2 separate regions of the Homo sapiens genome follow, and region 2 is linked to region 1. A link is a contact called in ENCODE Hi-C or POLR2A ChIA-PET data. All regions are on one chromosome and are shown on one strand. Each heading gives the region's core, a stretch centred on a gene start or an enhancer-like site at or near the end of the contact. The rest is flanking DNA. Distances are from core to core; before and after follow the strand shown. Region 1 has its middle 79 kb from the start of CHASERR. Region 2 overlaps MCTP2 (multiple C2 and transmembrane domain containing 2).

What was found. Hi-C counts contacts between places; a loop is a spot of excess contacts on that map. ChIA-PET counts read pairs that join two places held with the same protein, here RNA polymerase II (POLR2A). Pooled maps may share reads with other maps.
Region 2: a map with no recorded cell type shows a loop between it and region 1 (2.4-fold over the local background). The contact joins two enhancer-like sites. A Hi-C loop is called at or near these places in 4 of 37 single-sample maps with no recorded cell type and 1 of 50 pooled maps. POLR2A ChIA-PET finds 5 or more read pairs at or near these places in 1 of 52 experiments (OCI-LY7).

Annotation. Positions count from the first base shown.
Region 1 is chr15:92,799,957-92,806,992 of GRCh38, forward strand. No RefSeq gene overlaps it. Among named protein-coding and RNA genes, the nearest start is that of CHASERR, 79 kb to the right of the region's middle. RefSeq lists enhancers at 1,097-1,948, 4,486-4,535. Within about 2 kb of position 3,940, at least 34 of the 41 ENCODE cell types and tissues checked have a DNase peak (open chromatin) inside an H3K27ac peak, as active enhancers do.
Region 2 is chr15:94,253,563-94,260,598 of GRCh38, forward strand. All of the region lies in intron 1 of MCTP2 (multiple C2 and transmembrane domain containing 2), which reads left to right. Among named protein-coding and RNA genes, the nearest start is that of MCTP2, 26 kb to the left of the region's middle. Within about 2 kb of position 3,114, at least 2 of the 41 ENCODE cell types and tissues checked have a DNase peak (open chromatin) inside an H3K27ac peak, as active enhancers do.

The DNA.
Region 1 (7,036 bases), core at 2,690-5,189:
ATAGAAATAACTAGTAAGGACAGCAGCAGGAGTGAATATTGATTAAGCAAGACTGGTGATTAGTTGAGAATCGTTAAAGTTGGGTGATGGGTACATGGAAGTTCATTACATTATTTTCCACTTTTGTATATTTCAGGGTTTGGGTTTTTTCATCACAAAAAGTTTTGTGTTTGTTTTATGGTTTTGGGGTTTTTTTAGTTAGCATCTTGCTCTATCACCCAGGCTGGAGTGCAGTAGTGCAAACATGGCTCACTGCAGCCCTGACCTCCTGGGCTCAAGTGATCCTCCCTCCTCAGCCTCCCAAGTAGGTGGGGCTACAGGTGTGCACCACCACACCCAGCCAATTTTTTTTTTCATTTTTGGTAGACAGGGGGTCTTGCTATGTTGCCCACGCTAGTCTCAAACCCCTGGGCTCAAGTGATCCTCCTGTCTCACCCTCCCAAAGTGCTGAGATTACAGGTGTGAGCCACCACACCCAGCATATCGAGAAGTTTTTTCCATTTTTTGGGTTTTGGGGGAAGTTTTTTGTTGTATTTTGGTTTTTTTGTTTTTGTTTTTATTTTTGTTTTTGTTTTGAGACAGGATCTCTGTTGCCCAGGCTTGGTCATCTCTCTACTTAGTGATCAGTGGGCATCTCTGTTGCCCAGGCTTGCAATGGTGTGATCATGGCTCACTGCAGACTGGATCTCCCAGGCTTAAGCAATCCAGTTTTTTGTTTCTTTGTTTTTTCGTTTTATTTGTTTATTTATTTATTTTTGAGACAGAGTCTAGTTCTGTCACCCAGTCTACAGTGCAGTGGCGTGATCTTGGCTCACTGCAACCTCTGCCTCCTAGGTTCAAGTGATTCTTCTGCCTCAGCCTCCCGAGTAGCTCGGACTATAGGCGCCCGCCACCACGCCCAGCTAATTTTTGTGTTTTTAGTAGAGACAGGGTTTCATATGTTGGCCAGGATGGTCTCAAACTCCTGACCTCAGGTGATCTTCCTGCCTCGGCCTCCCAAAATGCTGGGATTACAGGCATGAACCACCGTACCCGGCCCCAAACAGTTGTTTTAGTGAAGACGTTGCCTTAGTCTCTTCCCACTTATAATATTTTCATTTGCCCTACTGCCCTCCAAGGTAGAAGATGCACTAAAATCCAGTTCCTCCCTAGGTTTACTGTAATATATAAGCTTCTAAAATTTTTTTCATCTTATAAAGGTTGAAAATTGCTGATGACTAATTGGAAGCTTCGCACAAATCCTTGGAATTTTTTTTTTTTTTTTTTTGAGATGGAGTCTTGCTTTGTCGCCCAGGCTGGAGTGCACTGGCACGATCTTGGCTCACTGCAGCCTCTGCCTCTTGGATTCAAGCAATTCTCCTGCTTCAGCCTCCCGAGTAGCTGGGACTACAGGCATGCGCCGCCACGCCCAGCTAATTGTTGTATTTTTAGTAGAGACAGGGTTTCACCATGTTGGCCAGAATGGTCTTGATCTCCTGACCTCATGATCCACTCACCTCAGCCTCCCAAAATGCTGTGATTACAGGCGCGAACCACCACGCCCAGCCAATTCCTTGGATTTAAGAGCCGACAGCTGCGAGAACTTCCCTTCTGGCAGGCAAACCAACTCCAAGGCATGAAAGCCACAGGAATGCTGGGGAGATAAATGCAGGAAGACACAGGTCCTACTCAATGGCACCATCACCCTGCACTGCTGTGGCCAGGCCTCCAAGGTTCCCTGGCTCCTTCTTCCAGGCTGCTGAAGGGGACCCTGGAGCACCTTGGTTGAGAGGAGTCCCTGCCCCAGCTTTCGGGGCACAGGCCCCTACTGTCCTTTTCTGCCTTGTCTCTGGCCCTTCTCCCCTATCTTCCAGCCACACCAAACAACAGGCCACACCCTGCTGCACTCAGCTTTCTCCCACAGACGTGTTTTTGCCGTTTCTCATGCAGTAGCTCACTGCCTGGAATGGGCTTCCCAGCATTTCCCCTAGAAATTCCATTTGCTCTTCTGAATGCCTTATAAGGATCTCTTCTCCAGAAAATGTCCTTACTAATCCTATCAGTTGGGGTTACCTAGTCATCTCTCTACTTAGTGATCAGTGTTCAAATCCTGCTTCTCTATACCAGCTCTGTGAGGTTGAATGAGCTATTCCATCTTTTCTGTCTAGGTTTTCTCATTTCCTTTTTTGTTCTTTTTTTTTTTTTTTTTTTTTGAGACAGGGTCTGGCTTTGTCACCCAGGCTAGAGTGCAGTTGCGCAATCTCGGCTCACTGGAACCTCCTCCTCCCAGGCTCAAGCAATTCTCCCACCTCAGCCTCCAGAATAGCTGGGACCACAGGCATGTGCCACCAAGCCCAACTAATCTTTTTGTATTTTTAGTAGAGATGTAGTTTTGCTATGTTGCCCATGCTGATCTTGAACTCTTGAGCTCAAAATTATCCACCCACCTTGGCCTCCCAGAGTGCTGGGATTACAGGCATGTGCCAACATGCCCGGCTGGGGCCATGCTCTTTCTGAAGCCTCCAGAGGAGACCCTCTGTTCCATGGCTTTTTCTTCTGGTGTTGGTGGCAGTCCTTGGAGTTCCTTGCTTCATGGATGATACTTCACTCCAGTCTCTGTGGCAGAAATTCTCTGGTGTGTGTAGACAAGCCTTCCTCTGCCTCCCTCTTAGGAAGATACATGTGATAACACTTAAGGCCCACCCTGATCATCCAAAATCATCTCCCCATCTCAAGATATTTTTTTTTTTTTGAGATGGAGTCTCGCTCTGTTTCCCAGGCTGGAGTGCAGTGGCGCAGTCTTGGCTCACTGCATCCTCCGCCTCCCGGGCTCAAGTGATTCTCCTGCCTCAGCCTCCTAAGTAGCTGGGACCACAGGCATGTGCCACCATGCCCGGCTAATTTTTGAATTTTTAGTAGAGGTGGGGTTTCACCATGTTGGCCAGGCTGGTCTTGAACTCCTGACTTCAAGTGATCCACCTGCCTCGGCCTCCCAAAGTGCTGGGATTACAGGCGTGAGCCATCGTGCCCGGCATCAAGATCCTTAAATTAAGCTGGGCGTAGTGAGCCGAGATCATGTCACTGCACTTCAGCCTGGGCTACAAAGCAAGACTCCATCTCAAAATAAAATAAAATAAAATAATTTTTTTTTTTTTGAGACGGAGTTTCGCTCTTGCTGCCCAGGCTGGAGTGCTATGGCACGATCCTGGCTCACCACAACCTCCGCCTCCTGGGTTCTAGTGATTCTCCTGCCTCAGCCTTCCAAGTAGCTGGGATTACAGGCATGAGCCACCACACCCGGCTAACTTTGTTGTATTTTTAGTAGAGACAAGGTTTCTCCATGCTGGTCAGGCTGGTCTCGAACTCCCAGCCTCAGGTGATCTGCCCACCTCGGCCTCTCAAAGTGCTGGGATTACAGGTGTGAGCCACCACACCCTAAAATAAAATTGTTTTAAAAGTAAGATCTTTAACTTACACACCTGCACATTTGCAAAGCCCTAGTTGTTGGGGTTTTGTTTTTTTGTTTTTTTTTTTCTTTGAGACAGAGTCTCACTGGGATTGCAGGTGTGAGCCACCTTGCCCTGCCTGTGTTTTGGTTTTTGTTGTTTTTGCCAGATAAAGTAACATTCAGTTTCCACATATTGGGATATCACTGGGAGACCATTATTCAGCCCACCACACACATCCCCAAATCTACCAGGTTAAATGGAGGTAGATTTTTAAGCTTCCCAAGTAGCTGGGACTACAGGCATGCACCACTATGTCTGGCTAATTATTTTTATTTTTTATACAGTTGGGGTCTTGCTACATTGCCCAGGCTGGTCTTGAACTTCTAGGCTCAAGCAAACCTCCTGCCTCTGCCTTCCAAAGTGCTGGGATTACCGGTATGAGTCACCACACTGAGCAAGGGAGAAGAATTTTAAGAGTCCCTATAATAACTCCACACCTCTCTAAAAACCGCACTGCTCGCCCCTCCCCACTCCCACAGGTTTTGGAGTTTCTGACTCCTGAAAGAGAATGAGTCACAGACAGTTCCCGTCAGAAAAGACTATGTCCCTCCCACCTCTCATTTAGTTCCCGTTTGTTTAGGATTCAAGTGTCTTGGGCAGTTAGATAGCTCCCCAGCCTACCCAGTTTCCCTCTTGCCTCCCCTCTACTACCCCCAGAAATGCTTGTGCAATATTGGACTGACTCACCCAGAAATAACTCATGACTCTCCTTTGTTTACAGTTTAAGAGACTAGGGTGTTGAAATATCTCAGCAAAGGCCACTGAGGGACTCTTCAGTCCAGGGACAATGAAACACTGGACAACCTGGGAGGAGTTAGGTACATTCTCTGGCCTTCTCTCAGAGGGGCTTTTGCTGTGTTGTAACAGGCAGTGGAGTGTTGGTAAATATTTAACAAGGCATCTCCAAGGGGAAAAGCCTTAATATGTAGTGTTTACCTATTCCTGTGGTGTAAATACCCCTGCTATGGCCAGTTTCAAGCTACCAACATGATGTCATTGAAACCAAAGTTGGAAAGAAAAGTGCATCATCATTCTGAGCAGCTGACTCCAACACGCCACTGTAGCTCCACTGACCTAAGGGAAAACTGTCAGTCTTCACTCCATAAGGATGTACAGGCCCAGGGGCTGGACAATGTAGCTCTTGGAAGATCACAATAGAGTCAGTTTCCTAATTTCAGGGACCAACTGTTACTGCTAAGAATAAATGGGAGGCCAGGTGCAGTGGCTCACACCTGTAATCCAAGCACTTTGGGAGGCCGAGGCAGGTAGATCACCTGAGGTCAGAGTTCGAGACCAGCCTGACCAACAGAGTGAAACCTCGTCTCTACTAAAAATACAAAAATTAGCCAGGCTTGGTGGCGTGCACCTGTAATCCCAGCTACTCAGGAGGCTGAGGCAGGAGAATCACTTGAACCCAGGAGGCAGAGGTTGCAGTGAGCCGAAATCACACCACTGCACTCCAGCATGGGCAACAGACCAAGACTCTGTCTCAAAAAAAAAAAAAAAAGAACAAATGTGTAAAATAGTCACAGATCTTTACAATCCCATCCAGCGATGAGGTTCTAGGTACAAAACAAACATTAACATCTTTCTCCTCTGGAATCGCTTGAACCAAGGAGACAGAGGTTGCAGTGAGCCAAGATCGTGCCACTGCACTCCAGCCTGGGAATCAGAGTAAGACTCCGCCTCAGGAAAAAAAGAAAAAGAAATCTTTTTCCTCTGAACTCTCATCAAACTTCTATTTCTACATCTCTTTTGATTTTTTTTATTTATCTAACAATGACTGTGCCAAGCAATATTCCAAATAAGGTATATACCGTGACACAATCCAACCTCACAACAAGCCTACAGGCAAGTACTTTATGTATTTATTTATTTGTTTACTTATATATTTGTTGACACTGGGTCTCACTCTGTTGCCGAGGCTGGAGTGCAATGGCACCATCTGGGCTCACTGAAGCCTCGACCTCCTGGGCTCAAGCGATCCTCCCACCTCAGCACCCCCAGAGTAGCTGGGATTACAGGCACACGCTACCACACCCAGCTAATTTTTGTAATTTTAGTAGAGAGGGCATTTCACCTTGTTGCCCAGGCTGGTCTCGAACTCCTGGACTCAGGCGATCCACTGCTTCAGCCTCCCAAAGTGCTGGGATTACAGGAGTGAGCCACCAAGCCCAGCCTGGAACAAGCACTTTTTACAAATCTGTTTTACAAAGGAGCAAACTGAAGCGCTGAGAGGTTAAGTTACATGTCCAAAGTCACAAAGCCCTGAATTGCCTTTGCAATGCCCCTTAAAAAGTGGCAGAATAAATGCCCAACCCAAGAAGCTCTTCACATATTTGATTTAGATTCCACATAAAAATAAAAGCACTATGTATACATATTTACATATGGCATATTTATGATCTACTTTATAGTTATTTTGTAGCTGTTAGTAATGAAAATAAGAACAATTTTATACATCATGTGCTATGGAGAGACCACTAGACATGGTCATTGTTCAAAGGTCTAAACAGGAACTACATTTCTAAGAAATAGTTTATTTATTTTTTTTAGAGATGAGGTCTTACTATGTTGCCCAGGCTGGTCTTGACTCCTGAGCTCAAGCGATCCTCCTGCCTTGGCCTCCCAAAGTGTGGGGATTACAAGCATGAGCCATGGTGCCTGGCCCTAAGAAATAATTTAATATTTCATTATTAATAACAACACCTGAAATTTATAGAGCTTTTTTGTTTTGAGGCAGAGTCTCTGTTGCCCAGGCTGCAGTGCAGTCGCACTATCTCAGCTCACTGCAACCTCTGCCTCCTGGGTTTAAGCGATTCTCCTGCCTCAGCCTCCCAAGTAGCTGAGACTACAGGCACGTGCCACCACGCCCAGCTAATTTTTGTAGTTTTAGTAAAGATGGGGTTTCACCATATTGGCCAAGCTGGTCTTGAACTCCTGACCTCAAGTGATCTACCGGCCTCGGCCTCCCAAACTGCTGGGATTACAGGCGTGACCAACCGCGCCCGGCAGAGCATTTTATGTTTAAAACAGTTTTTCATGTGTAATCATGAGAGGATATGGAATCCGGAGCCAGTCAGACCTCAATTCAAATTCTGGTTTTAGTTCTAATACTGTTCTTAGTGTGTATGTATGTAGGTAGGCAGGTAGGTAGATCTTAGTGTGTATGTATGTAAGTAGGTAGGTAGATAGATAGATAGATAGATAGATAATTTTTATTTTTTTTGAGACGGAGTCTCCCTCTGTTGCCCAGGCTGCAGTGCAGTGGCGCAATCTCGGCTCACTGCAACCTCTGCCTCCCGTTCAAGTGGTTCTCCTGCCTCAGCCTCCCGAGTAGCTGGGACTACAAGCATGCGCCACCATGCCTGGCTAATTTTCTTTTTTTTTTTTTTTTTTTTTTTTTTTTTGGTATTTTTAGTAGAGAGGCGGTTTCACCACGTTAGCCAGGCTGGTCTGAAACTCCTGACCTCTGGCAATCCGCCCGCCTCAGCCTTCCGAAGTGCTGGGAGCCACGGTGCCCGGCCCTCACAGGCTTGAGCCACCGC
Region 2 (7,036 bases), core at 1,864-4,363, 1.5 Mb after region 1:
ATTCTTAACACCTCCTAGATCACACAACACTGTTGGAATTGCTTTGCTATCTGCTTCTCCTACTGTACTCTGAGTGCCTCAGGAGAATAAATGGGGTGTGTATTTTATTCCTTGAGCTAATGCCTAGGGGAACTAAAGGATACTGTAATAGTCTCTCTCTTAAAGTCTCTCTTTTTTTTTTTAATGCACAAAATGTAAGTTTCACATCGTTGCATGTGACAGACCTAATTCTACTGCAGTATCACACAAGTGTAACCATTAAACTCCAGAGACTGAAACAGTTTTCTCATCAGCTTAAAAAAAAAAATCTGGTGGTAGTATAGCTCAATGGTGGGTTGAAACACATCTGCTTTTTACATGATCCTTGATGCTCCAGAGCACACTGTTTACTTTCACTTTCAATGACTCTAATTTCAAATGGTATAGATCAAGGTTGCACATATGTGTACATAGAGGATGAGACTGTGGTGGGTGACATGTTAGAAAGCTGTGAATACCTCGATATTTGATTGGCAACAGCAAATGTTTTCGTCATAGCATTGGAATATTCTTGATTGCTTCTGTTTATTATTGCTTCTTATTTCCTAGCATATTTGAATTGCATCACTTTCTGATCAGCCTTTGTAATTTTCTTTACCATTTCCCATTGTGATGCACTAATAATTATTATACAGTGTCTCTTCAGGTTTTTAAATTCTTATTTTAGAATGATGACTGCTTTGCCCAGAGTAGAGATTTGGTGATCCCAGTTACGTAGGGATGGCAATCTAGCCTAAGGTATAAGCACAGATGTTGTGGTCAGAGAGAACCTGGTTCGAATCCTGGCACTAATACATACTGGCTGACAAGTTGCTTCATGTTTATAACCCTTGATTTCTTCTTACATAGGATTGGTATTTTTACTCAGCTCTGTTAACATTTGTGAGGAATTAGAAAACTCATGGACAAGAAGACAGTGCCTGCACTTAGTCACTGCCAAACAAAGGGCCACTATTTATATCCCTAAATTATCCACTTCATTTGGAAATATCACAAATGTGGCCACTGGTTTGATTTTTTTGCAGCAATTCATATGTGGATGAAATTGAGCTCAGTGCAACTCAGCTATCTAACGCTTAAGAAGACACACATTTTATATTCTGATAAATACTGAGTTGGAGACATACTTGCTGTGAATGAATGAATAAATGAATTTAAATTTTATACTTGTCCTTATGAGAGTAAGCATTAATTTGTCATTGATTACAACCTTAAATGATTGATGAGTACTTAGAAACTAATGACTTCGCAAAAGAGAATTTCCAAACTGTCAATTTGCTTAGAATTTAAACAATGTCATTGTATTATTCCTCTAAAGCTTGAAGTTTTCAGATGTGTTTCTTTTTATCTGGCATTTTATTAAAAGATGTGTTACGCATGGGAAAGGTCAATGAATGTGACACAGGGCTTGGCAAAGCTGGGATTTATGGAGACACAATTTTTTAGAAGTTTTCTATTGGAAGATCAGACCTGTTCTTCTTCCTTTTCCTAAAGACAAACTTTAGGAGATAACATCAATTAATAATTTTGAGAAATAGTCCTTAACACTTTGATCATATAACTATACCCCAATTAGTTTATGAGATGACCCATCTAATTGGGGCATAAATGATTTCAAATACATCTTTAGGGAAGATGGCTAAGTTTCCAACTTGATCTAACAGGTGCTTTAGAGACCTAATATAGAAAGAGTTTAGATTGATTATAGAAGGAATATAATGTAGAATGGAAGATCTCTTTAGTTTTCGTAGTGTTTCTAGTATCAAATCTAGAGAGAGGGTTTTATTCTGTGTAAATGAGATCTATGATATTAGCAACCATTTAGATATAGATGGCTAGATTATTAACTTTTTAGCAGTTTGACTTTCGTCATAGCACTTATGACTGACATAAGTATTTTAATAATTAATTTTATGCATACTTGCCTTTCTTGAGTAGTGATAAATCCTATTTACATAAAGACCTCTAAAAACATGCCTGTAGGCCAAGGAAGGGACGTTGCATCTCGTGAAGAATCCTGGGATATTTGGTAGGAGAGAGTGGAGGAGGGCTTTGGGCTTATGCTGAGTGGCATTAAGGGTGGACCAGCAGAAGCCGTGGTCAACTCTGTACTGAGTGCTATTCTGAAGCCGAGGCAGTTTCACAATTGAGTATCCTAGTGATCTTTGCTCAGGAAGCAGGGGAAATGAAGTAGAGCTAGGAAAGTTGGTAGGAATGAAAGAAATCATTCAACAGTAGGGAGTTATTACATTGTTTAGCAACTATGGAATGCTCTTAGGAAAATTTTTTTTGTTGACTTTACAGTTGTACTTACTTCTGTTAATGAAGCACAATCTGATTTTTAGCAGGGATGACTTTTATTTACTCAGATGTCGCATAAAAACTTTTGTCTTTTCCTCACAGCTCCATTTTGGTGCTCAGAATTTTCTTGACATCTGTAGGCTGAAAATCCCAAATGCAAAAACCTGAACTACAAAATGTTGCAAAATCCAAAAGCTTTTGAGTGCAGACATAATGACACAGGTGGAAAATTCCACACCTGACCCTGTGTGATGGGTCACAGTCAAAATGCAGCCGAAACTTTGTTTCATGTGCAAAATTATTGAAATATTGTATAAAATTACCTTTAGGCTATGTATATAAGGTGTGTATGAAACATTAATTTAGTGTTTAGACTTGGGTCCTGTCCCCAAGACATCTCATTATGTATATGCAAATGTTCCAAAATCTACAAAAATCTGAAATCAGAAATACTCTGGTCCCAAGCATTTTGAATAAGGGATACTCAACCTGTAGTAGGAATAAAATATACCACCCTCCTCCCCATGTCTGTTGGATGAATAACAACTTTTATTGATGATATACTAAACTTTGTCCTTAAGCTGTTCTCCTACAAAATATGGGACTCCTTTCAGATAGCCAGTCTCAGTACATAGCTGCAAAACTTTGCATGATGTTGTTTAAATTGAGAGGCTATTTTGATGTCATGAGTGAGTATCAGGAAGGCAGACCATCACAAGAATTGGGTCTTTTCTGTGAGCAAGAGACTTAGAGAAGTAAGGGACCTTTCTGAAAAGAAGCACAACTTGCCCATGTTCCTCTTTCCTGAGTGGACCCAACAGGCAGTGGTTAATGTGAGATACGGTGTATAGTTTTGTATTTCCAGCAATGCTGAAATCTGAATAACCAGGAAGCTAAAAATGAAGAAACAAATCATAAATCAAAGAACCTTTGATACTTCTCCTTCCTTCCACTGGTCTTCTTCCTTGGACTCGTCCTGCGTGGAACATATTCCACACAGCAGACACTATGATCCTTTGAAAATCCATGACAAATCAAATCAATCAATCCTCTGACCAACCTTCACCTCCTCTCCTCCCTGACTTCCCAATTCACTTAAAATAAAACCTCAAGTCTTTGCTGGCCCTCATCCCTTCTCTGACATCATCTTATTCTGTCACTGATAGATCAGGCAGATCTGGCTCTGTTGACCTCTTTGCTGTTAGAAGCAAGGAACATGTTCTGGCTTTGGGGCTTTGCATGGATCCATTCCTATTTTTGGAATCCTCTTTCTCAAATAGTGTTTCTCATTCTTGTCACTTAAGTCTCTGCTCACATGCTCCCTCATCCTCTGTGGGATGGCTTCATCCCTCTTCAAACATATATATCCTCATGGGAACACTAGCTTCCCAAAGGCAGGACCCTTGTCTGATTTGACCACTGAGTTGATGAATTTGTAAGAAGCCAAGTCAGGCTTTGAAAGCAGATTCCTAGCATCCATTGAAAGGAGGAATTTTGAGGGTAGATGCTAGATTAGACAAAATTCAACCTTATCTCCCATATATTTTGCGTGTGGTAACAGTGGTGTATGTTCCCTACAATGCCCTGGTAGCATTACAAAGAAAAATTGTTTGGGCTTTTTCAGAACTATCACATTTTAAAAATATTTGTTGTCATTTTCTTTGTTGTTTTTTTTTTTTTTTTTTTTTTTTTTTTTTTTTTTGAGACGGAGTCTTGCTCTGTCACCCAGGCTGGAGTGCAGCGGCATGATCTCGGCCCAATGCAGTCTCTGCCTCCTAGGTTCGAGCGATTCTCCTGCCTCAGCTTCCTGAGTAGCTGGGATTACAGGTGTGTGCCACCATGCCCAGCTAATTTTTGTATTTTTAGTAGAGACGGGGTTTTACCATGTTGGCCAGGCTGGTCTTGAACTCTTAACCTTGTGATCTGCCCTCCTCGGCCTCCCAAAGTGTCAGGATTACAGGCGTGAGCCACCGTGCCTGGCCCATTTTCTTTTTTAAGATGGAATCATGCTCTGCCGCCCAGGCTGGGGTGCAGTGGTGCGATCTTCTCAGGGCTCACTGCAACCTCCATCTCCTGAGTTCAAGCAATTCTCTTGTGTCAGCCTCCTGAGTACAGCACCTGCCACCATGTCATTTTTTTTTTTTTTTTTTTTTAGTAGAGATGAGGTTTTACCATGTAGGCCAGGCTGGTCTCGAACCCCTGACCTCAAGTAACCTGCCTGTCTCGTCCTCCCAAAGTGCTGGGATTACAGGTGTGAGCCACTGTGCCTGGCCACATATTGAACATTTATGTGCTCAAATCCCAGGAGGGTTTCTAATTCCTTGGTTACTTAATAATGTCACAACTAAATGAATGCTTCAGTTATCCAGATTTCTCTAAGCCCAGGTTATGGTAAACAGATTTATTTCTATATTGTGAGTTTGAATTTCTTTTCTAATTATGAGTGACTCCTCTCTCAAAGGACATGCAAATCTTTTTATCCTGCCTCTGCCCCATCACCTGGGTCCACAAAAAAGCATCTGTGTCTACTTCTGAAAATGCAAATTATTTGAATGTGCCAGAGTAAGTAAAAAGGAAGTGGTGCATGCATGGTGTAGTTTGTAAATGTAAGAGTGACTTGAGACAGATGAGATCCTTTATTGAAATTAATAGTTAATGAATTTTCCCAAGAGAAACACCATTTAGTAGAGGTGACAATGGTAGTTACCGAAAACCCTATTTAAATCACGCTTGCCTTAAAAAACTAAAAACCAAAAAACCAAAAAAATCTTGTCTATTTCATCTTGTCTGGTTTGCATTATGTTCATTACCTGATTCTTCTTTCTAAAAGGAGAGATACAGTTCTGAAAATAGTTATTGCCTAAAGGGAGAAAACAAATTCTTTTCCTGGTATTGCAGTTTTGTTATTTGTTTTCCAACAGGTTAAAGGATTTAATTATTCAGATGCTCTAGAACTGTTCTCTGCATATTCTTTTGATCATACGCCCTATCAAGCAGGTACTTTTTGAGCAGACACACCCAATATATAAGTTTACATATTTACTTATAAATTATGTACATGTACTATGGTGCTGATAATATATATACATTATTCAGCATACACTAAAATAGAGATTAAAAGAACACATTAAGTCAGTGTGAATGGAAGTTCCAATATTTTCTTCCTACACTCTGTGGCTATGCTGGACTCTCCCTGGGCCATGCTCACTCAGTTCACTCTGGGGACCCCCTTCACCCCACCCAGCCTAGTCCAGGTCATGGGATTGCAGGACCTGAATAAAAACACACCATTAGTACTCATACTCTGCCTAGGGAGGCTAAGGGAAGAAAAGTTTGCTAAAGGTCCTGAATAAAGCTCATCGAACTCCAAATTCTTCACCTTTAAAGAGAACATGCTACAGTGCACAGCCTGGCACCTGGGGCAGAGTGGTGATCAGGAAGGGGAAATTGATGTTCTCCTCCTATTTCTGCTGCTGTTCTGTTACTGCAGCTGTTAACTGCTAGTTCATAAATCTTTTATCTAAAAATTCACAATTCAGAAACTTTTGCAAATGGAAAGGATTTTGTTTGTAAGAATCCTTACCAGGGTTTGGTAGCAAACTCTGACTTGGACTCTTGTGTAACTATTTCTGTTCTATGTAGTAGTTATATATCCCATTAAGTTTGAATTGTGATATGTTTGATGATGAAATACTGTCTCCAAACCATTTAGGGTATTGTGTAATATATGATACACTCTCTAAATTCTTAAATTTCTGAACTCCAAAAACAAACCTGGCCCAAGGTTGGTTTAACCTCTGTGATGATTATTTCTACTTTGAAGCTTGTTGCCCTTTTGTTCAGGTTATTGCTGTATGATCATTTGGTGAAGGATACTGCTTTTTGATGGACATGATCGCTTGTAAAGGCTTCCCCAGGTCTCTACTGTAGGGAAGAGTGCGCCTGTCCTGATTCAGTCATTTGTAAACTATTGTTATTGTTTGGACAGGAATAGCAGATGGCTTAGTCTCACCCTTGTGCACTGAATGCCCTCCACATCACCATGTAATTGTCCTTTCCAGATCATACATTGGGTAAGGAACCTTCTGATCTCTGCCCTGTTCTTAATCTCCTTCAACCACTTTCTCTTCCCCTTTGGCTGTTCACCAGTGAGGTCATTTGCTTTATCTCTGGAATATATGAAAAGGCTCCACCTGTACCTCTCATGTTGTCTTCTCACTTCTGTTTTCTCTACCCAAGGAACCTTGAGTGCCTTTCCTGGGGATTCTGGCCACGGAAACTTCTCCTGTTCCTCAGGGGCAATAAGGGTATGCGAAAATTCCTCCCCGACTCAGGATCCAGTGGGCTTGCCATGGTGCATTCAGAGGCTCTGCCATCTCTTTAGCATTCCTTTCCAGGCTGCAGTCTACCCCCTGAGTCCAGCCCACTCAACTTTCTTGTTCAGCTTTGGCATCATCTCATGATTGGAGGGTGCAGCCTTCATTGATAGGCTGGCATTCTTTCCAGAGTGACAGTGCCAACTCTCTTCTTCTTTCTGCCCTCTCGTCTTCTCTCATGGGCCACAGAGTGGTTGGGAATACAGGTTGTGGGCAGACAGTAAATGGGGCTTCCAACACCATATTAAGGACTTTGAACTTGTACAAAGTTTATCTGCAGGAGCCATTAAAGGTGATTCCATCTCTACCTTGAAAAGACC